Regions from separate parts of the Mus musculus genome. Here region 2 is linked to region 1. The links are chromatin loops, found by intact Hi-C in ENCODE. Cell type or tissue: left cerebral cortex. All regions are shown on one strand. Each heading gives the region's core, and the rest is flanking DNA. Links, peaks and the distances in the headings are about the cores only. Region 1 holds the start of Mpp2 (membrane protein, palmitoylated 2 (MAGUK p55 subfamily member 2)). Region 2 holds the start of Mpp3 (membrane protein, palmitoylated 3 (MAGUK p55 subfamily member 3)).

What was found. A loop is a pair of places that touch in the nucleus more often than their neighbours do. Peaks named below come from ENCODE experiments on the same cell type or tissue, not always from the same donor. Only the 100,000 strongest peaks of a DNase experiment are listed, where the experiment ranks them.
Region 2: a loop joins it to region 1, with 7 times the contacts of the local background. A loop is called at or near these places in 2 of 42 quality-filtered maps.

The regions. Positions count from the first base shown.
Region 1 is chr11:102,080,516-102,090,574 of GRCm38, reverse strand. Mpp2 (membrane protein, palmitoylated 2 (MAGUK p55 subfamily member 2)) reads left to right here and starts at 2,060. Exons shown (of 13, transcript NM_016695.4): 1 at 2,060-2,155; 2 at 5,213-5,275; 3 at 9,804-9,922. The coding sequence starts at 5,245. In left cerebral cortex, for the core only: CTCF peaks have their summits at 931, 4,015 and 6,330; DNase peaks (open chromatin) are centred at 5,602, 6,426, 7,186, 8,029 and 7 more places; H3K4me3 peaks cover 4,872 bases; H3K27ac peaks cover 3,681 bases.
Region 2 is chr11:102,019,780-102,029,838 of GRCm38, reverse strand. Mpp3 (membrane protein, palmitoylated 3 (MAGUK p55 subfamily member 3)) reads left to right here and starts at 2,884. Exons shown (of 19, transcript NM_007863.2): 1 at 2,884-2,972; 2 at 3,983-4,107; 3 at 4,340-4,458; 4 at 4,685-4,762; 5 at 6,057-6,137; 6 at 6,375-6,512; 7 at 9,286-9,367. The coding sequence starts at 4,083. E130111B04Rik (a long non-coding RNA gene) reads left to right here. Exons shown (of 2, transcript XR_880223.3): 2 at 1-187. In left cerebral cortex, for the core only: no CTCF peak of the experiment used is centred there; DNase peaks (open chromatin) are centred at 4,235, 5,187, 5,826, 6,144 and 4 more places; H3K4me3 peaks cover 2,860 bases; H3K27ac peaks cover 3,800 bases.

The DNA.
Region 1 (10,059 bases), core at 684-8,683:
GAGGTCCTGAGTTCAATTCCCAGCAACCACATGGTGGCTCACAACCATCTGTAATGGGATCCATTGCCCTCTTCTGGTGTGTCTGAAGATAGCTACAGTATATATATATATATGTGTGTGTGTGTGTGTGTGTATGTATGTATATATATGTATGTGTATATATATATATATATATATATAATTAATTTTAAAAAAGTATTTGAAGTAAAGCCTTGCCTGCACCCTTGTGACTTCTGAGAAAGACAGGTGTACTACAGACCAGCATCAGGAGCAAGCATTCTTCCCAGGGGCAGTGCAGCCCCTAGAACTACAGGGAGAGGAAGCTCGGTAGAGTCCAGAGCTGGGTAGGGACGGCTTTGTGCTCAGCTTCGAGCAATGTGTTAAAACATTTAACCACACCACTAGAATAGCATGTCTTCATGCTATGTGTCTCTAGGACACACCTCTTCCCAACCCTTGCCCCAGTATGTTAGGTTCACAGAAACCGGTGCCTCATTTTCAACAAACAGGAACATAGTAATCTTTGTTGATAAATGTTTCCATCCACTAATCTCACAGGACTATTGCAGGAAACTATCAATCAAATGTAAGGTGTGTGTGTGCATAGGTGGGGGGTCAGACTGTAAGAATAGTGAGTTGGAATACACTAGGTGGATTAGAACTTGAATCCCACTGTGTCCTTGGGATCCTGGATGCAGTAAGTTTGCTGTGAATTGCTATGGGGGGTAATATTTGAGAAGTTTTGGGAGGAATCAAGATTTCTCTCCCCCACCCAACTAAGTGCAAACAGATTCTCTAAGCAGAGGTGAGTGGGTAAGATCCAAGGGAGTCTCCGAGGAAGGAGACCTCTTGTCCTGAGTTTAATTAGGAAGATCTAGTTTGGAAGCCTTTTTCCTCAGACAGAAGCCTGTAGTTCCAACCACCACCATCTGGGGTCGCTACAAAACTTTCTCTTCTCTAAGGAATAAGAGACGTGGGCTACTTAACAGCCTTTAGCATTTTGACCCATCGCTGGCTTTTCCCTACACCAATTCCCAACTGCTTCCCTTTGCTAACAGGGTCGGCTGGGACCACATCTAGACATGAATCCTCAAGTCAATTCATTTTCGAGATTTCCAAGCAAGTTTCCAGGATCTTAGAAGCTCAGTTATAAGAGGAAGATATAAACGCCCCGCTCCCCACCGAGCGCCTATTCCATAGGGTAGCGGAGGGGTTAGGGGGCACCCAAGTCAGGGAAGGCCCCGGCTTGCACAGACTGAATGAAGGCTGTTTTCCACTTGGGGCCACCAATAGTCTGAGGCTGTGCAGTATCTTTTACTAGCAGGTCTGGGAGGAGCCAGAGGCTGAGCAAGGCGGGCTAGCGGGCTTAACCCTTTGCTTTCTTCGTTTTGCTGCCTGAAATAGAATCTAGGGCCTCTCCTGCACGTTCAACCCACCAATGGAGCCGGACGCCGTCACTACTTATTTGTTGAAACGGGATTTAGGAGGGAGAGACTGTTTCTTCTGCTCTTGTGCCTTAAACAGAGGCAAGGATCAACTTCCCGCGTCAAGGCTAAAATTAGGATCTTGGTCCCTTTCATGAAAAAACACAGTCCCACTCTCTTAAATTTTCTGTTTTTCTTCAAATTTTCTTAGAAGCAGGCATGTGCCGTATGACTATAACGCCACCCCCAGGCTTATCCCCTACCAGAGTTAGTGTCCTGATGTCCCCTTGCTTTTCCAAAACTGTGTTAGGAAAGGACAGACGAAGCGTTCAGGGGACTGGTACGCTGGACTAAGCGGTCCCGTTAAGGGGGGTGATCCCATCGCGCTCAGTTTCCCCCCCTTTCTTTTATTAAACATCATCGCCCTTTTAAAGAATTCCTACGCGCCAAGTAACACACGTTGGTCCTGCTCAGAGTTGGGGGTCGTGGGCTTTGCGGTGCCTGTTAACCACCACTTCCCCGCCCACCCGCCTGCTCCTGGGAGATTACTTTACAGTGGACCGTAGGTTGCCGCGTCCCTTCCGTGTCCCAGCCCTCTCCTTTCTGTCTCCGCCCCTTCGCTCCTAGGAGACCTTGCCGCTTTAAGAGCGCGGCTAGCGATTGACAAGCAATAACCGCGGAGCGCCGGGCTGCGCGGAATCGCCCCAAGCTAGGGGCTCCCCAAAACGCAGGTAGGTATTCCTAGGCCCCTGGGCCAGCACCCACCTCAGAACCCTTGCCTCCTTTTCGACCTATCACCTACACTTGGGGATCCTATTCTCCAGGTCCAAACTCCTGGGCCCCTTCCCCAAGTCGCCCCACTCCCTCTCCAGCTGCAGCACTGGGCTCTCTGTGTGTGATGCCGGTAGGGAGAACCGAACCCCTCATCCCAGGGATGCTGGTTCCCATGCCAGCGATGAGGGCTCCAGAGGGACACCGGACACAGAGACGCTGAGCTGAGAGGAGCACAGGTATTTGCGCGGCCTCTCCAGGGTCTGTGTTGGGTTGGGGGGGGGGGGGGACTTCGGATCCCGGCATTACGTAAGAGCCGTGCTACTGGCGTTTCCGGCCCTGGGGGAGCTAGACTAAGATTGTACTGGGTCCCTTGGCACCCTGCACCCCAAGAGACCAACACCTCAGTCATTCCTGAGAGAGGGTTCTGGAGAGGGGCGGTCTGCTAACCTAGAGTGCCAGGCCAGGTCCAGGAGGTTGCAGGGTTTTGGAGCCAGGGTTTAAGGTATGGGGATTCCAGAGGGAATCAGCACCAGAAGCAAGGAGCCAGGGTCAGAAAGTTAGGTCAACTAAGGGGTAGTGGGGAATGAAGACCTGGGGGACGTGGGGGGGGGCAGTCATTCAGTGACCTCATCCCCTAGTCCCGGCGGGCACGCAAGCAAAGAACCTTCTTTGATGGCTCGCAACACGCCCCCTCCTTCCTAGGTCCTAGCGCCCGGCGGGTTAGGGCTGAATTGAAGGGGCGGGGGCAATCTGATTGTGAGTGCGGGCACGTCCGCCGGCTCCCTAGACCCCATCCTCCAGTCCTCAGTTATCTACAGTTCTCCCCATAACCGTGTCCGGCTCCAAAGTGCCTTTGTCAGGCGTTCGTCTTTCGCACCTCTCTGAGTCTGCACCGATGGAGCGGGGGTGGGTGGGAGGATGGAGGAAATCTCTCTCTTTGAAGCTGGCGGGCTTCACCTACACACCCGGGGGACGGGGGTTGGATAGCTTGGTGGCGGATGTGCGTGTGGAGGTGGGAGTGGGAGGGCCTTAGGTTTAGGCTTTTGGGCGCCGTGATGCTGGTTTCGTGATGACTGGGCCCGGGGACCTTGGCACGGAACCAGGCTAGCTTGCCTGGCACTGCCGTTCTCCTGTGGGCACGGGCGGCCCCGCCCTCTCAGAGGCTTGGGTGGGGGTGGGGCAGAGCGAGCCGACGCCGTGGGAACCAACTCCTCAGGGAGCAGACCCAGGCTTACTGGGCAGGACTCCTGGGCCTAGGGTTTCACACAGGCTCCTCCCTGGCTCTTCCCCGTTTCCCTGCTCCAGGAAAAGAGGAACCACAGCAAGCACCTCTAGTGGGGAGTATGGCCCAAGGCCTGAGAAGCTGTCCCCTGCTCTCTAGGAATAAGGACATGGAGTTGACAGAGGGGACACTGGCGCTGGCACAGTGTAACCTGGACATTTCTTTTAACCAGTGGTGCTAGCGTGAAAGGGGTTCCCCTCATCTCTCTCTCTCTCTCTCTCTCTCTCTCTCTCTCTGCAAGTTCGATTTTTCTGGAAAAGATCCGGGAGGAAAGGGAATCGTATCCCTCACCTTTGTCATTTGGTTTCTGGAGCTGTCATTATCTTAGGCTTGGGAGAGGGAGAGGGAGAGGGAGAGGGAGAGCGAAGAGGAGGAGGAAGAGGAGAGAGAGAGAGAGAGAGAGAGAGAGAGAGAGAGAGAGAGAGAGAGAGAATTTTATTAAAACCTGTAGTTGCTCCTCTGAGAATTATTTTGGGTTGGAGAGGGGAGAGGCTGGGAGGGTGGAGTGGCCCTATGGCTCCCCGTGTGGTGGTGGTGGGGATGCATTTAGTCTTAAAGTGGGCACTGCCAGCTGCTTCCCCCTACTCCCCCACCCTTGCTGAGAGCCACTGCCTCCTGTTGTCATGGCAACTGGGGAATTAGGGTTTTATCCAGTAACACATGCCCAGGAAGGCAAGGGGAGAAAGAGTAGTGGGTCACCCTGTTCTCCTTTCCACGGAGGATGAAGGAGCCAAGCTTAGCTTGGGAGACCCGGGGATGGGGATGGGACTGCAAACTCCATGCCTGCTTCTGGCTGCTGCCCTTCACTTCTCCCTGTCCCAACTCCTGGTGGAGAGAGAGAGAGAGAGAGAGAGAGAGAGAGAGAGAGAGAGAGAGAGAGAGAGAGAGAGAGAGAGAAAGAGCAGGAAAGGAAATATCATTTCTGTCAGCTGGACACCAGTGTTTGTGAGGGCACCCTCACCCGAAGGTTCTAGGCCTGGGGCACAGCGGCAGGTAGCGGACCTCAAGGCTGCCCCCTTGGACTTTCCAGGCCTGGGAAACTTTCCAGTGTTTGCTCATATCCTCGACGTCATTCTCCTTCCAGCTAAAGAAAGAACCAGAAAAAATATTATGTTTGGTTTGTTTGTTTTTGACATGAGTTCTCTACTCTCTATGTTTCCCAGGCTGATATGGGTTCAGAGGACCCTTTCTGCCTTGGCCTGAGGGGCTGGTACCACAGCACAGGTGGGCATTGCCATGCCCAATGAGAAATACTTTTTGTGGGGACAGTGGTGCCCAGCACTCGGGAGGCAGAGGCAAGCAGATCTCTGCGAGTTCTATGCCAGCTTGGTTTACAGGGTGAATTCCAGGAGCTCACAGAGAAATCCTGTCTTGAAAGCCAAAACAAACAATAAACAAACAAATAAACTAAAAACATAAGAGAAATAAAAAAGAGAAAAAATATCTAAGACACAAAACCTAGGTTTTCACCATAGCTTTCTTACCAGCTTTGGGGCCTTGAGGAAATTGATTAACCTCTCTGATCCTGTCTCCCCTGCCTCTGAGAAGGGGCATGCCATCTGCCTTTCTTGCTTTTCAGAGCACTTGGGGTCACTCTTGTAACCTAAGTTCCCGTTTCTGGGCAACACTACCTTCCTGCCTTATGGCTGTTCCTGAAGAGACAGATAGCCTTCTGAGTCTCACGGCCTTGGCTTTGCCCCGTGCCTTCTCAGCCTTCTCTTTCCTTCTCTAGGACCATCAGAATCCACACTGCCTCTATTCACCATGCCGGTTGCTGCCACGAACTCCGAGTCTGGTAAGAAGAAGTTAAAGCTGTCAGCCTGCCTCGGTGGTTCAGGAGTGGGGGGAGGTTGGGCAAAGATCAGGGGGTAGATGTAGCAGTGACAGTCATCCCTCCCCTGTCACAGCACACGTGGTCATTAGGTCACGCAGGCTGCCTCCTCACTGGGGTTGGATAGAGCTGGGGAAGATATGAGCTTGTTCCAATAGTGCTTGCTGTATGTTGCAGCATGGCTCACCTGCCCGAGGCTCAGGCTACTTGCTCCAGAGATAGTGTACAGTGAAGCTGGACGGGAATGGCTGCCCCCGCCGCTGCCACCACTGCTGTGCTTTTTAATGGCATTGACCCATAGTAAGCCAGTCACCTCTGACTTGTTTCCTCTGAGGTGAGGTGACAGGATGGGATGGATGGTTTTTGACTTTGCTCCTAGGTCTCCCAGACTCTGATGACAGCAGTGGGCCCTCTTCATAGACACACACCTGCATCCATACCCCAACGTCTGCACCCCACCCCAGTGATCCCTGGATCCTTGAGTAATTTCTGAGCCTCACCAGGGTAGGGTTCCATGTCCAGAGGCTCTGAAAGGGTTCTGGCGGCTGCAGCTATGAGATGCCCTGGGAGATCTGAATTCTTCCCAATGGATCCTGCTGCTCCCTCTGTAAGGCATTCCAGGTTCCCACTGTGGACACATTCTTGTTCCTACCTTCTGAGAAAACGAAGATTTCTGTGTGCCAGCCAGAACCTAAGCTGTGACCCCTTTGTCCCCTGGGAAAGGTTTCTTTTCCAAGGCTCGAAATTCCCCCCCCCCCCCCCGTTTCTTGGAGGGATCACGATTTCCTCTTGCCCTGTGGCCTCTCTCCCTGCTCCACTGATCAGGAACCCCACTCTAAGCTGCTTAGGAGTTAATGAGACCCATTCCTGAGCCGTGCTTAAAGAGCCTCTCATCTGGGGCTGCTCAGTAAACCTATTAACAGTGACCAGCAGGGCTGCACCGGGAGACACTTTCCAGCGGCAGGCCTTTTGGTGGGGGCAGGGAACCCATGCCTGTGTGTGTGGCCCACTTTTTCAAACACCTCCTTGGGCCCTGTTCCCCTAGCTGCAGTGCCGTGGGCTGCTCTTTGATTCTATGTACAAAGAAAGAAATGATACTATGTGCTCCCTTTCCTGAGCCAGCCCTCTGCTGACTTCTCAGCTTCAGAATCTGAGAGTGTATCGTGTGCCTGCGGTGGTTTGAATGAAAATGGCCCCAGCAGCTCAAAAGGAGTGGCACTATTAGGAGGTGTGGCCTTGTTGGAGTAGGTGTGGCCTTGCTGGAGGAAGTGTGTCACTGGGGGGTGGGCTTTGAGGTTTCAAATGCTCAAGCCAGGCCCAGCGGGCTCTCTCTTCTTGCTCCTTGCCTGCCCTTATCATCTGGTGGTTGCTGTACTTTCCATGGGTTTGACAGAGAGACAGCTGTGTCCCTCATCTGAGGTTGGGCTCCCCCTGCACCGTCCCTTCTTTTTCCCCTGGAACACTTCTGTTTTGGGCTCTGCAAAGGTGAAAGTAGCCACTTCCTTCTGCATTCCTTCCCCATGGATCAAAATGGTCCATTTATTTATTATTAAATATATTATCATTTATTAATATATTTTATTTATTTATTTACTTACTTACTTACTTACTTACTAATTATGGGAGGACTCACCCTGGTTTTAGTTCAGGAGCATTTGGGAGCTGCATGTGTGATGTCTCACACAGGCAAGCAGTTTAGACATCTCGTGCTCACTTTGTGTCCTCTTCCTTCAGACTGCTTGCTCCCTCATTTCTGTCTATGAGTCAAGGTGAGAATGGGGACCTGCTTTCTGATGGCACTGTCCCTTTAAATATCTCCACCATCCCTGGGTTACTGTCCTAATGTGTAATCCCGCCTGCTGCCATGGCAACCAGGGGTGCAAGGCAACCGTGGTGCCACTCCTCTGGGAATGGCTGGCTGGAGGTGGCAGCAACAGCAGCAGTGCCTGAGTATTGGTGGCATCATGGGTACACGTGGGATACACATAGGTATACAGGGCCTGGGTAGCTAGCTTCCTTTTGCCCACTTTTATTCTTGCTGCATAAATGGACTCTTACCTGACCCCCACCCTCACTTTCCGAGGTGCCTGGCTTACTCCAGCGCATAACCCCTCACCTGATGGATAATGTTGGCAAAAGGGAGAAGCTATTGTTGAAATGGGTTAGAGACCAGCCTTTGCTGGTCCGTGGATATACCACCATTCAGTCTTTCCTCCCCATCCCTGACTCTACTGTGCTGCAGTGGATGGCATCTAAAGTTAAGATATTTGCCTCTTGTGAAAATGGTATTACTACAACTACCAGGGAGAGGGCCTAGAGCTGTTCTTGAGGGGTTTCTTTGGTCGAGGGAGTTGCTGTAAATAAACCAGCCTGGAGTTGGGGAGAGGAAGGAGGTCAGTGCTGGGTAGAACGCAACATCAGGTGAAGTAGAGGAGGGACATCTATACAAGAGAGATACGGGAGCAAGATGGGAGCCAAGCTCTGCCCGCTACCTGGGATTTCTGCACGGGCTGAGGGGGAGGTCCCAATCCACAGGGATTTACTCAAGTCCCTTACTTCCCTCAAACCTGACCTCAACGCCACCTCCCTACCTGCACCGGCACTAAGTGACAAGGATCAGGCCAGTTTAGTATGACTATCTCCTGCCACCGCCCTCCTCCCACCCATTACCGCCCCCTCCTCACCAGCAGGCGGGCTTTGGCCAATCAATAAGGCGGCCCGGGAGGCGGAGCCTTGCTATTGGCTGATCCTGCAGCGCTCCAGGAGTCCCGCCTTCTTTAGCTCAGCCCGCGTCTGGCTGGGAAGGCGCGGACCTCGCAGGGAGCCTGTTCTAGGATTGCCAAAGGGGTCGCCATGGCCTGCAGCCCAGGCAGTGAGGGTTCCTTGGAGGGGATTTCCCTAGGCTCCTCCGAAGAAGCAGAGCTCCGCAGGGAAGGTAGGACGAGGTGGGATGGAGAGGCAGGGGAGGGGTACTCAACCTTTAACTGACCCTCCCATAGTGGGCTTTGGAGCACCTGGGCAGTGGCGCGGCGCCCGTAGGGAAAATCTGGATGTCCAGCCTGCTAGGGGAGCTGATGTGGCAGGGGTCACCACTCCCCATTGGCTCAGTCCTCAAACCCCAAGAGCTTGTTGTCTAGGGAAGTCAGTGAGCAGGACCCGGAACTGTGGACATTTGGCAGAACGGGAAGGGGTCCTGACTTGGGGCATTGAGAGTCCAAGAAGGACCTTGTAAGTCTCAAATCCTTGCAACGCCCAGGCCGGGAGGAGGGCTCTGGAGAGGCAGGCTGTTAAAAGGTGGGGAGGAAGAGTAGGAAAAAAATGGGGGGGGGGCGGCTCAGGAGTCCTAAGCCATCTTCTTCAAGCTCCAGTTTTAGGGCCCCTTTCTGCCCACCCTCACTCTTTGGAGGAGGGGAGCTCTGAGCCTGTTTCCCCACTCCCCTCTCCTCCAGGATTAGGATGCTCTTATGCAGATGTAGGCGTGGGTAGCAGAGTAATGATACCCCTGCCCATCTTGGCTCCCAGCTGGGCACACTGCTTTTCTCCTCCCCCCCCCCCAGCTCCCTCCCACCTTAACCCAGGAGTGAAGGCAGCCTCCGCCCATATCTCAGGGCACAGTGTCAGGTGTACTGATGTCCTTGGTCATCTCCTCTCAGGCTGCAAGTGGTCATCCCTGGGGTGATGTGACTTTTGACCTCTGTCCGTGGTACCCAACGCCATCCCAGAAACCACGATGCTGGTTGCTCCAGCCCCTGCTGGTATTCCAGGCTTCCGTTTTGACTTTTTATGTTTTGTTTTGAAGACAGGGTTTCTCTGGGCAACTCTGGCTGTCCTGGAACTTGCTTTGTAGACCAGACTGGCCTCAAACTCAGAGATCCACCTGCTTTTGCCTCCTTGGTGCTGGGATTAAAGGCATGGGCCTCCACCGCCCAGCCGGTTTTGACTTTTTATCATGCATTAATTTCTAAAGAAGGATGTCTGTCAGAGCAGAAAGACGGGGGGGGGGGGGTGTCAGTGAGTTCTGCAGTATCTCTCTAAGCTAGTGGTATATAGCTTGCTTGGACTGGTCTAACAATTGGTCCTGGCCTTCTGCATTGCTGCCTGCTTGGATTCAGTGACATGCTCTGCCTTGCCCCTGAGCCTGCCAGCTACAGGTGGCCGAATCCTCTAGCTTCCACCCATCGAGAGGCTGAGTAGGGAGTCTGCTTCTTTGGTGCTGGGCAGACTCTTACCGCTGCTCCTTGGTGTGATTCCTGCTGCTCGTAGCCCCCTACCTTTCCAGGCTGGCATTGCTAGGGTGGAAAATGCAGATCAAGAAAACTGCCACCTGTCCCTAGGATCAATGCCCGAGGCATGCAAGGGCCTGGGCGTTTATGAGGGGAGAGTAGAGGATGCTGTTGGGTGACTATCGTGGGGATAGGGGTGGCAGGGTCTGTGCTGGGTTTTGGTCTTCTGTGCCCAGCTGGTGCTCAGCATCTAACCGCCCCTCCCCCAGCTATGCAGCAAGTCTTGGACAACCTGGGATCCCTGCCCAATGCCACTGGGGCCGCGGAACTGGACCTGATCTTTCTTCGAGGCATAATGGAAAGTCCGATAGTCAGATCCCTGGCCAAGGTATGGTGTATCAGGGAGATGGGTGGTGTACCTGGGAACCTCAGGGGACCCTAGGAATGGGGCATGGGGCACAAGCCACCTGGAAGGGTGTGGTATCGTGCCTGGGTGATGAACCTGAGGGAACAGGGAGAGCAGCA
Region 2 (10,059 bases), core at 1,085-9,084, 61 kb after region 1:
ATCTTTGTCCAATTTTTTTTTTTTTGGCTGCTTGTCTTTTTTTTATTATTATTATTGAATGTGACGGGAGTTCTTTATTTTGGACAAAAGTCTTTCATCAGATAATATTTCTTCCCAGCTTGTGGCTTTTCTGTCATGTGTGTGTGTGTGTGTGTGTGTGTGTGTGTGTGTATACAAGTGTAGGTTCCAGAAGTCAACCCCAGTGGTGTTCTTCAGGAGCTGTCCATCTTGCTCTCGTGCTGGGACCCGGGGCTCACCAATTACGATAAGCAGATAGGCAGATAGGCAGGTAGGTGGGTAGGTGGATTGGTGGATAGGCAGTCTGGCCAGTGAGATAAGGGACCTGGCCATCTCTGCTTCCCCAAATCTGGGGATACAAGCACATGCCATCATGCACAACTTTTGCATGTGGTTGCTGGGGCTCAAACACAGGTCTTTATGCCTTCATAACAAGCAAACAAGCAGTTTACTGACTGAGCTGGCTCTTTAGCACCCAGAGTGTTGATATTGCAGGTATGAGACGCTGCAGCTGGTTTCAACTGCTTAATTTCTTAATAACTGTTTTTTTTTTTAAATAAAGACTTATTTTTAGTTATGTGTGTGTGCATGCAGATGCAAGTGCAGGCATCTGCTGAGGCCTCAGATCCCCCTGGAGTTGGAGTTACAGGCTGTTCAGTGGTCTGACATGGTTCTGGGGACAGAACCCTGGTCCTCTGCAAGACAAGCAAGCGCTCTTAACCACTAAGCCGTCTCTCCAGCCCCACAGTTGAGACATTTATGTAGTTGTTTTAAAATCTTTTCTAATAAATCTATGCGTACACCAGTATTTAAATATGTTTCCTTCTAGGAGTTGTATTAATTTAATTAGGTTTATAGTATCTCTTAAAAATTCAATTTTGTCCTGGGTGTGGTGGCGCACGCCTTTAATCCCAGCACTCGGGAGGCAGAGACAGGCGGATTTCTGAGTTCAAGGCCAGCCTGGTCTACAAATTGAGTTTCAGGACAGCCAGGGCTACACAGAGAAACCCTGTCTCAGAAAACCAAAAAAAAAAAAAAAAAAAAAAAAAAAAATTCAATTTTGTATATTGTGTGAAGTAGAGACTGAGTCCCCCACCACCACCACCACACACACACCATGTACAAAACCATTGTTTGAACACCCTCTGTTGTTGCTCTAGTAAAGAAAACATCATCTGGCTTTTCAAAATTTTCAAAGCTTAAGCACCACCAGAAAAAGCACGTCTGTGTCAGGTATGGTGGCACGTGCCTGTGATCCCAGAGGTCAGAAGGCAGAGGCAGGTGGATTCTGTGAGTTCCTGGCCAGCCTGGTCTACAGAGTAAGATCCTGTTTCAAGGCCAAAAATAAAAATAAAAACAAACAAAAAACCGTGCACTGGCTGCTTTTGTGTGCCAACTTGACACAAGCTAGAGTCAGCAGAGAGAAAGGAGCCTCCGCTGAGGAAATGCCTCCATGAGATCTTGCTGTAAGGATCTCAGTTAGTGATCAAGTGGGGAGGGCCCTGACCGTTGTGTGTGGTGGCATCCTTGGCCTGGTGGTCCTGGGTTCTACAAGAAAGCAGACTGAGAAAGCCACGGGAAACAAGCCAATAAGCAGCACCCCTCCATGGCCTCTGCATCATCTCCTGCCTCCAGGTTCTATCCCTGCTTGAGTTCCTGTCCTGACTTCCTCCTGTGATGGAAGTGTAAACCAGGTAAACCCTTCCCTCCCCAACTTGCCTTTTGGTCATGGTGTTTCAACGCAGCAGTAGAAAACCTAACCAAGACCATTTCTTAGTTTTTCTCTGCTCTAAATGGGGCCTGCTGTCTGTCTACCCATATCACGTCACTGGGGCCTGTCATAAATGTAGACTGATACTACTTGCCCCACAAGCCTCAGGTGACTCATAGACACAATTTGGAGCAGCTTGAGGGACGAAGGGAAATTTCTTGGTGACATTTGCTGCCCTCTTACAGCCTGCCTGTTCACTGCAAGCTGCAAAGACTGTCGACTGCCTACCTCTCTGGGACATGTGCCTCCTAACCGGCTTAGAATGCGCTGTTCTTTGATGCTGTTATTTGAAGGGAGGGGACACACCCACCAGACCACGTCTCATCCTCTAAGACCCCTACACCACACCACTGCTCACTCACACAGTGGTACCTTTCTACTGCTTCCTGCATACACATCAGTTTCTTTAACTGAAGCGAGGAAATAATTTTGGCTCTCTATCTGAGGCTAATAATCGGTAATCCTAGGAGTATATGGGGATAGAGGGAGCACAATAGAAACCAGCTATTTCGGAGCCACCGCACCTCCTCCCCCAGCCCCCGCCCCAGTAAAGCCTGGGACACTAGAGTCTTTTTTCTTTTCTTTTTTTTTTCTTTCTTTCTTTCTTTTTTCTTTTTTTTCTCTTATTCAGCCCTACCTCCTCCCACCCAGGCAGGCAGCATCCAGCTGCCTTCTTCCCAGGCGTACTTCTCCTCCCTCGCGCCTCCCCGTCCCCAGGGCAGCGTGCACCGATAAATCTTTCGCAGCACGTAGCATTGTTGCCACGGGTTGGCCGGGCTGCTGCCCGCTGCACACCCCTCTCCCGCCCCCCTCCCCCGCCCCCCGCCCCCTGCTCGGCTTGCTAATGACCCAGCACAGCCTCTCTTCCTCGTTTGGCTTTGAAGCTCCAGCCCCTGGCACAGTGCCTGGCACTTGCGGGGCTCTCAATCAATGTTTGCAAAATCGGATTCTCGGCGGAGCAGGTGTCCACCGGGAGCCGGGGGCGCTGGGCGGGGCCTGCGAGGGGGGCCTGCGGGGCCGCGCTCCACCCCTCCGGGCCCGCGCTGCGCCCCCGCCCGTGCGCGCTGCCCCGACCCCGCGCGCCGCGACAGGGAGGGGCCGGCGGAGGCGGAGCCAGTAGCAGCGGAGGCTGGTGGCTCCCGCGCGGCTCCGGGTCACCGATCCCAGATCCTGGCGCGACGAGGTAAGAAGCAGCGCGTGGCACACAAGGGACCTGGTGCGCGGCGGGGAGGGGAGGGGGAGCGGAGACCCGCCCCTCGGGTGCACCACTGCCTTGCGGCCCACCCTCCCCGGCGGGGCTCCGTTCCCAGCCCGCGGTCCCCTTCACTGCTCGGCGTCCGCGCATCCCGTGCGCCCCGCTCATTCCCGCCGCTCTGCATCCCATCTCCCCCCACCTCGGGGGTTTGCTCCCCCCCCCCCAGCTCCTCTGGGAAACCGGCTGGAGCCGGGAGTGTGTGTTTGTGTGGGGAAGTCGGGGGCAGTCGGGGGCCGCAGCTGGAAGCCGCCGAGGGGTGAGCCCGGCGTGGGGGCGGGGGTCGGGTACCATTCTTCTGCCTTCGATGTGACTGGTGCTCCACGCAGCGGGCTGGCTCCATGTCTGTCGAATGAATGAATCATGAGTCCTTGTCCCTCTCTGAAGGAGGACTTTTTTGAGGTCCACGTGCTACAGAGCACCTGGGGAGGGGAGCTCTTGAGATAGGGTACCTGCTTCCGGTAGAACAGAAACTCCGCTCTCACTTCTTCTGTCTTCAGACTGGAGGCTCTCTTTGGGTTGGGGGCTGGAGGTGGGGTCGGCGGTGGGAGCTCTTGCAGGCCTTAACCAGGTACTTGTTGAAGGGATATTGAGACTTGAGCAAGCACTCTTGGAAGGTACCAGCAATAGAGAGGACAGAGCTTGTGGTCGAGAGCATACCGCACAAGCAGGGGGACTTTAGGCCAAGGTCAGTCTGGAAGAAGTGATCTGAGTACCTATTCTGGTTCAAAAGTTATTTAGGGATGCCCAGTCTCTGTTTCCTAATCAGTAAAATGGGTGCATTGGTGTTCATCCTTTAAGGCTTTCTGCATAGTCAGAAAAGAGCAGCATCTTTAGTGTATTGGGGGCGCCCAAGAAGTCTTGCTCCCTGCCCAACCTCCTCCCCAAAAAGTGACTGTTTCTCCCCCCCACCCCCCATCTTATTTCTTCTGTCCTCACAGAGGTCATAAGCAGATCCTGGTGATGTGTGTTCATTACTGAGAGATTCCTCTCCCACCCACACAAACTGTAGGGACAGCTGGGGACCTGCTGGGCACAGGCATGCCAGTACTGTCTGAAGACTCGGGTGAGTGTCCTTAACCTGGGCTGCAGCTTCGGGGGGCCTCCCAGGATTGGAGAAAACCAAACCATAAGCAGGACCAGTGCTGTAGCAGCTGCCTCTGACCGATCTGTTGCCCGGCAGGCCTGAGCCTGCAGGGTGAACGGTGTCAAGGCAGGATGGGAGTGTTGTCTGCGAGACTTTTCAAGGACAGGAAGTGCCACTGTTACTGGACCTTGTTTCTCTGGCTCTTCCTCAGGTTTGCATGAGACCCTGGCACTGCTCACCTCTCAGCTCAGGCCTGACTCCAACCACAGGGAGGAGATGGGCTTCCTGAGAGATGTCTTCAGTGAGAAGAGCCTCAGTTATTTAATGAAGGTGAACCCCCGCTGGCTCAGCCACCCCCCACCCCCATCCCTAAGGGAGGCTCTTTCTGTGCCATCTCAGCCACTCCCCTGCCCCTGGAAGGTTTCTAACTCATTAGTCAGGGCTTTCCAAATATGCTGCTATGGAGGGGACCCAGCCTGTGGCCCTAGGTGTCACCACAACCCTGGGTGCTGTGTATGGTATTTAGGGTAAAAGCAGAAATCAAATGTCTTTGCAGATTCATGAGAAACTCCGCTATTATGAGAGGCAGAGTCCAACCCCAGTCCTCCACAGCGCCATGGCCCTTGCTGAGGATGTAAGTCCCAGATTTTAATGTTTTGGCTTAAGGTGGCGCACAACCCGAAGCCCAGAAAAGGCTCTAACTCACCTTGTAGCCACTGCCTAGCTGGGGACATCAGAGGTTGGGAGGCTGAGGATGAAGAGAGAGGGGTTGCTTCCCCTCCTTCTTCTCCCTTTAGTGTGTGTGTGTGTGTGTGTGTGTGTGTGTGTGTGTGTGTGTTGCTTGGATTCAAACCTGAAGTCTTGTACATGCTAGGTAGGTGTTGCATGGCTGAGCTGTAGTTCAGTCCTCTTTCATTCTAGTCTTTCCTGAACCTTTTGGCATCAAGGAGGACTTTGTTAGCCTTAGCCTGGGCCAGGAGACATAGTGATTCCTGCTGACTGTGTGTTCTGGAGAAACCCTGCTCCCTCAGCTGTAAAATGAGAGCCTTGGATCCGATCAGCAGCTCCCCACCTGTTCCAAGAAGTGGTGACATTTGTAGGTCAGATAGTGCCTTGTGTCTGGGCTTTGAGAGGCTGGCACGAAGTCCCGAATTCAAGGGACTCATGGCATGTCCCTGCTGACTGGCTCTGGTTTCTTGACTCCTCACAGACTGAGTCCTTGTGGGTTTTGGTTTAGCTGTCCTGGTTGCTGATTTAGATTGACTCCTATATAGATCACCTGATATCTGACTAGTTAGCTGGGTTCTTTCCCTAAGATCCTCGGGCCAGAGGATGGCCTGGCGGTGGGTGGTATAGTCTGTGGCAGACCCTGTACCTTGCTCCTTTCTTTGCAGTGTGACATTTGGAGAGGGTTACATCACCCAAGTTCTACACTGCCAATTTTGCCTCTAGCTGTGTGACCTTAAAGAAGTCCACTCAACCTCTCAGCCCCATTTTTTTTCATCCGTGGAATAGCCTAGAGTCAGAGGCACAGACTGTACAGCCAGACAAGGCTGGGTTTAAATTCTTGCTGTTCCTCTGTGAGCTTTGTGATCCTGGGTAAGATTTATAATCTCTCTGGGCCTCACCCTTAAATAGCAAAATTAAAGTGTTCACGGCATCGGTTTGCTGAGAAGACCCATATAAAGCCTCAGTGTACAGTAGATACAGCCTCTGCACATCTGTGAGTGCATTCTCGTCCCTGGTTTGATTTCCCCAGAGCCTCTGCCAGTCTTGGAGTGGCCAGTGTAACATGTTTCAGGGTGCTACGGCCATTCCTGAGAGGATCCTTGTGTCCGAGGCCCAGGGAAGAGGGCTTTCCTCCCAGGGGTTCCATCCAGCAGGCACCCGCAAGGGGCACCTCAGCCTCCTGTCTCCTTCTCTTACAGGTGATGGAGGAGCTGCAGGCTGCCTCTGTGCACAGTGATGAGCGGGAGCTGCTGCAGCTGCTGTCCACCCCCCACCTCAGGGTAGTCACGCCACAGTCCCTGCCCACCCACGAAGTTGTGTCTCCTGGGACGGGGGTGGAGAGAGAGCTGGAGTCCTGAGGCGGATGCTTCTGTGTGAAGGATCCTGAGGGATGCCCCTGGGTGGGGAGGCGGCGTTTCTCAGGCAGGAGCTAGGAGCCCCTCTCTCCCCCTGCCCAGCCGAGGACCTCTAACTTTGGCGGGCATAGAGCCAGCCCTTTCCTCCGGCTTTCCTGACAGGCTGTGCTCATGGTCCACGACACGGTTGCCCAGAAGAACTTCGATCCTGTTCTGCCCCCTCTGCCCGATAACATCGATGAGGATTTTGAAGAGGAGTCGGTGAAGATTGTTCGCTTGGTGAAGAATAAGGAGCCCCTGGTCTGTGCCTTTTTCTCTCTACCCACATTCCTCGGCACCTCACCCCCCAACCCAGAAGACCCGGAAGGCACCCTTCCCCGAGTTCACAGTGAACGACAGCCACTTTGCCAGAACACTCTTTCTCTGAGTGGAAACAGTGACTCTCAGTTATGGCTAAGCCATTTTGTGCAGCAAACAACCTGTGTGGCTGTTTAGGGTGACCTTGATCAAAGTTAACAGACTCCGTCCAAGGGCTAAATGTAGCCTACAGCTAAATTTTGTTGTTGTTATATATATATATTTGTTGTATATATATTATATATACTTGTGTGTATATATATATACACACACACATATATATACAACAACATATATATGTATATATATGTATATACACACATATATGTATATATACATATATATATATATTTTTTTTTAAATTATATGAGTACACTGTGGCTGTCTTCAAACACACCAAAAGAGGAATAGGATCTCATTACAGATGGTTGTGAGCCATCATGTTGTTGCTCGGAATTGAACTCAGGACCATCTGCAAGAGTAGTCAGTGTTCTTAACCACTGAGCCATCTCTCCAGCCCCCTGTTGTTGTTGTTATTATTGTTGTTGTTGTTGTTGTTGTTTTATTATATGTTAGTACACTGTAGCTATCTTCAGACCCCCCAAAGAGGGCATCAGATCTCACTACGGATGGTTGTGAGCCACCATGTGGTTGCTGGGATTTGAACTCAAGACCTTCAGTAGAGCAGTCAGTGCTCTTAATCGCTGAGCCATCTCTCCAGCCCCCTGTTGTTGTTGTTGTTGTTTTTTCCAAGACAGGGTTTCTCTGCATAGCCCAGGCTGTCCTGGAACTCACTCTGTAGACCAGGCTGGCCTCGAACTCAGAAATCCGCCTGCCTCTGCCTCCCGAGTGCTGGGATTAAAGGCGTGTGTCACCACGCCTGGCACCTGTTGTTGTTTTTAAAAGCAAGGTCGTGCTTATTCCTTTGTCATGAAGAGCTGAGTGATTGCCTCACCACGAAGCTTACGATATCTACTCCGTCCTTTACAGACAAAGTTTGCCGCTCTAGTTCTGCGTACTGAGGCAGTGCAGGCACAGCCACTCTCCTAGAGGCTAGCAAATGAGGGCTGGTTTCACCTTACTTTCAGTGGCAATGGACTGGGCAGAGAGGGAGTTTATCAGATGGAAAGAAGTGGAGGCTGTCCGGAGAATTCAGTACTTGCCTCAGAGAACCTCAGAGCTGGCATTCTCTGGCTCCTGTTGCCCACAGCTGCCCTGTGATGGGTGAGCCATGTCTCCCAACAGATGAAGATGTCTCTGTTGCCTCTGCTTCTTTACCTGTGCCATGGAGTTGGCGTACAGCCTGAGATCCCCCCCACCCCCACCCCCGCCCCGTGCACTCACAGTGTTACGGGTTACATTGGTCCAGAGAGGAGTATGTGATATACAGTGATGTAGGGACTTTGGAGGCCAGGGGGCAAGTGGCCTCAGGTGGGCAGTGGGCAGCCTCTGTAGTTAGCGGAATGTATCCTTCTGTGCTGACAACAACATGACCTCTGTTATGACAAACGTGAAATGTTTGCACGAATCATCAGTAACAAACGACAAACGTTCATTGGACACTCACTGTTTCCATGGGACATGCATTTCCCTTATAACAACCTTGCAACAACCTTTCATGTTAAATGATCTTCCTCATCCTAGAGGAGCCAGGCTCAGAGAGCACAAGGGGACTCTCTAGCTGAGGCCACAGGATTTCTAGTCAGTGGCCTAGTTGGGTATCAGTCTTGGGGTGTCTGTACTTGGCTCCCCTCCCCCCTCATCGCTGTGCTGATGTGGGACTGGAACGTACCTGGTACAGGAAATTGGGAGCTCATTAGTGCTTTTTTTTTTTAATCTGTGAAACCATCTCTTTGTGTTTCATGGGCCAAATCCTGGTCCTGATGCTCTGGAGGGGGCATAATTGGTTCCTGTTGGCAGTAACAGAAGGCCCAGGAACACTGGGACTGGCTCGAGGCAGGTTGAGAATTTGCTAGCACATACTGTCCTCATTATTAAATGTCTCTGCAAGTGACAAGAGCTTCGATGAGACAGGAAACACAGGGTTTAGCATCATCAAAAGCTCCCCCCGCAACCCCCGTTTCCATGAGGAGACCTTTGAAGATGCTTAGCTTCTCCGATACCCAGTTCTTCATGTATCATTTATTTATATAAAAATTTTTAATTGCATTTATTTTGTTTTGTGTGTGTGTTGCCACAGCTCAAGCATGGCGACCAGAGGACAACTTGTGGGAATTGATTCTCTTCAGCAATGTGGGTCTTGGGGATTTGAACTCAGACTTGGTGGGAGATGCATATGTCCGTTGAGCCACCTCACTAGCTGTATTTAATTATTATTCTTTTTGAGGTGAAGTCTCAAATAGCTCAGGCTAGTTTCAAACTCATTATGTAGCAGAGGGTGACCTTGAACTCTTAATTCTCCATTCTCTACTTCCTAAATGCTTGGGTTGCAGGCATGTGTGCCACCACACCCAACGCAAGAGGCCTGATCCCTTGTGCAGAATGGATGATTGCATCGTATTTTGTAAACTCTAAAGTGTAGAGCTTTGCTTATCTCCCACCACCGCCCCTGCCATCCCCAGTCTTACGGTGTTCTTAGCCTTGGGAAGGTCTCCATGGATTCACCTTCCGCTGTATCAGAGGGAGGAATGAAGAAGACTTTAAGTTGAATAGAGGCTGCCTTGCTAGAGCCTGCCTGCTCTTGTCTCTCATTCAGGGTGCCACCATCCGACGGGATGAGCATTCGGGGGCTGTTGTGGTGGCCAGGATCATGCGAGGGGGTGCGGCAGACCGGAGCGGTGAGTGGAGCCCGTGGAATGATGGGTGGCAGCCTGGCTAAGACATGGCTCTCTGTCTCCACCTCTAGGGTAACCTTTGTGGGATTTGCTTTGCTTTGGGGACTTGTAGATGGGATTCTCAAGGTCCCAAGGTCAATTGGAATCTCATTGAAGCCTAATAGGCTTGGAGTTCTCATGGGTGATCGGGAAAGAGCTCAGACACCTGGCAGAAGATTGTAACCCTTAAGCTCTGAGAGGGGCTTAGTTGGAGATCCAGGCTGGGCTGGGATAGTCCTTGTCACCTGGAGTCACCTCATCACCTTGTGAAACTGCTGTGGACAGGAGTCTGGGTGGAGAACAAGTTGGTCGTCATCAGTGCATGGAAGGTCTGGTGGGCGGGCCTCTCAGTGGAAGAGGATTTCCCCTCCAGGTCTGGGGACCAAGACCTTACTTCCCAAACACTAATGAGCGTGTCGGTAACGTCTGATAGACTGATTCAGAGTTCTGCACTGCTAATGGTGCTGCTGCTGCTGGCCCAGTGCCTGCTCAGAGCAACAAAGAAAGGCCAAATTATGTCAGGACACTTGTCATTAAAGCAGAGGCTAAGTAGTGCTGCCTGTGGTGGCACTTGTGCCTCGAGTCTCAGCTGCTTGGGAGAAGCGATTGCTCGGGAAGGATGATTTCTGGCATACAAGGGATTAAGACCAGCCTGG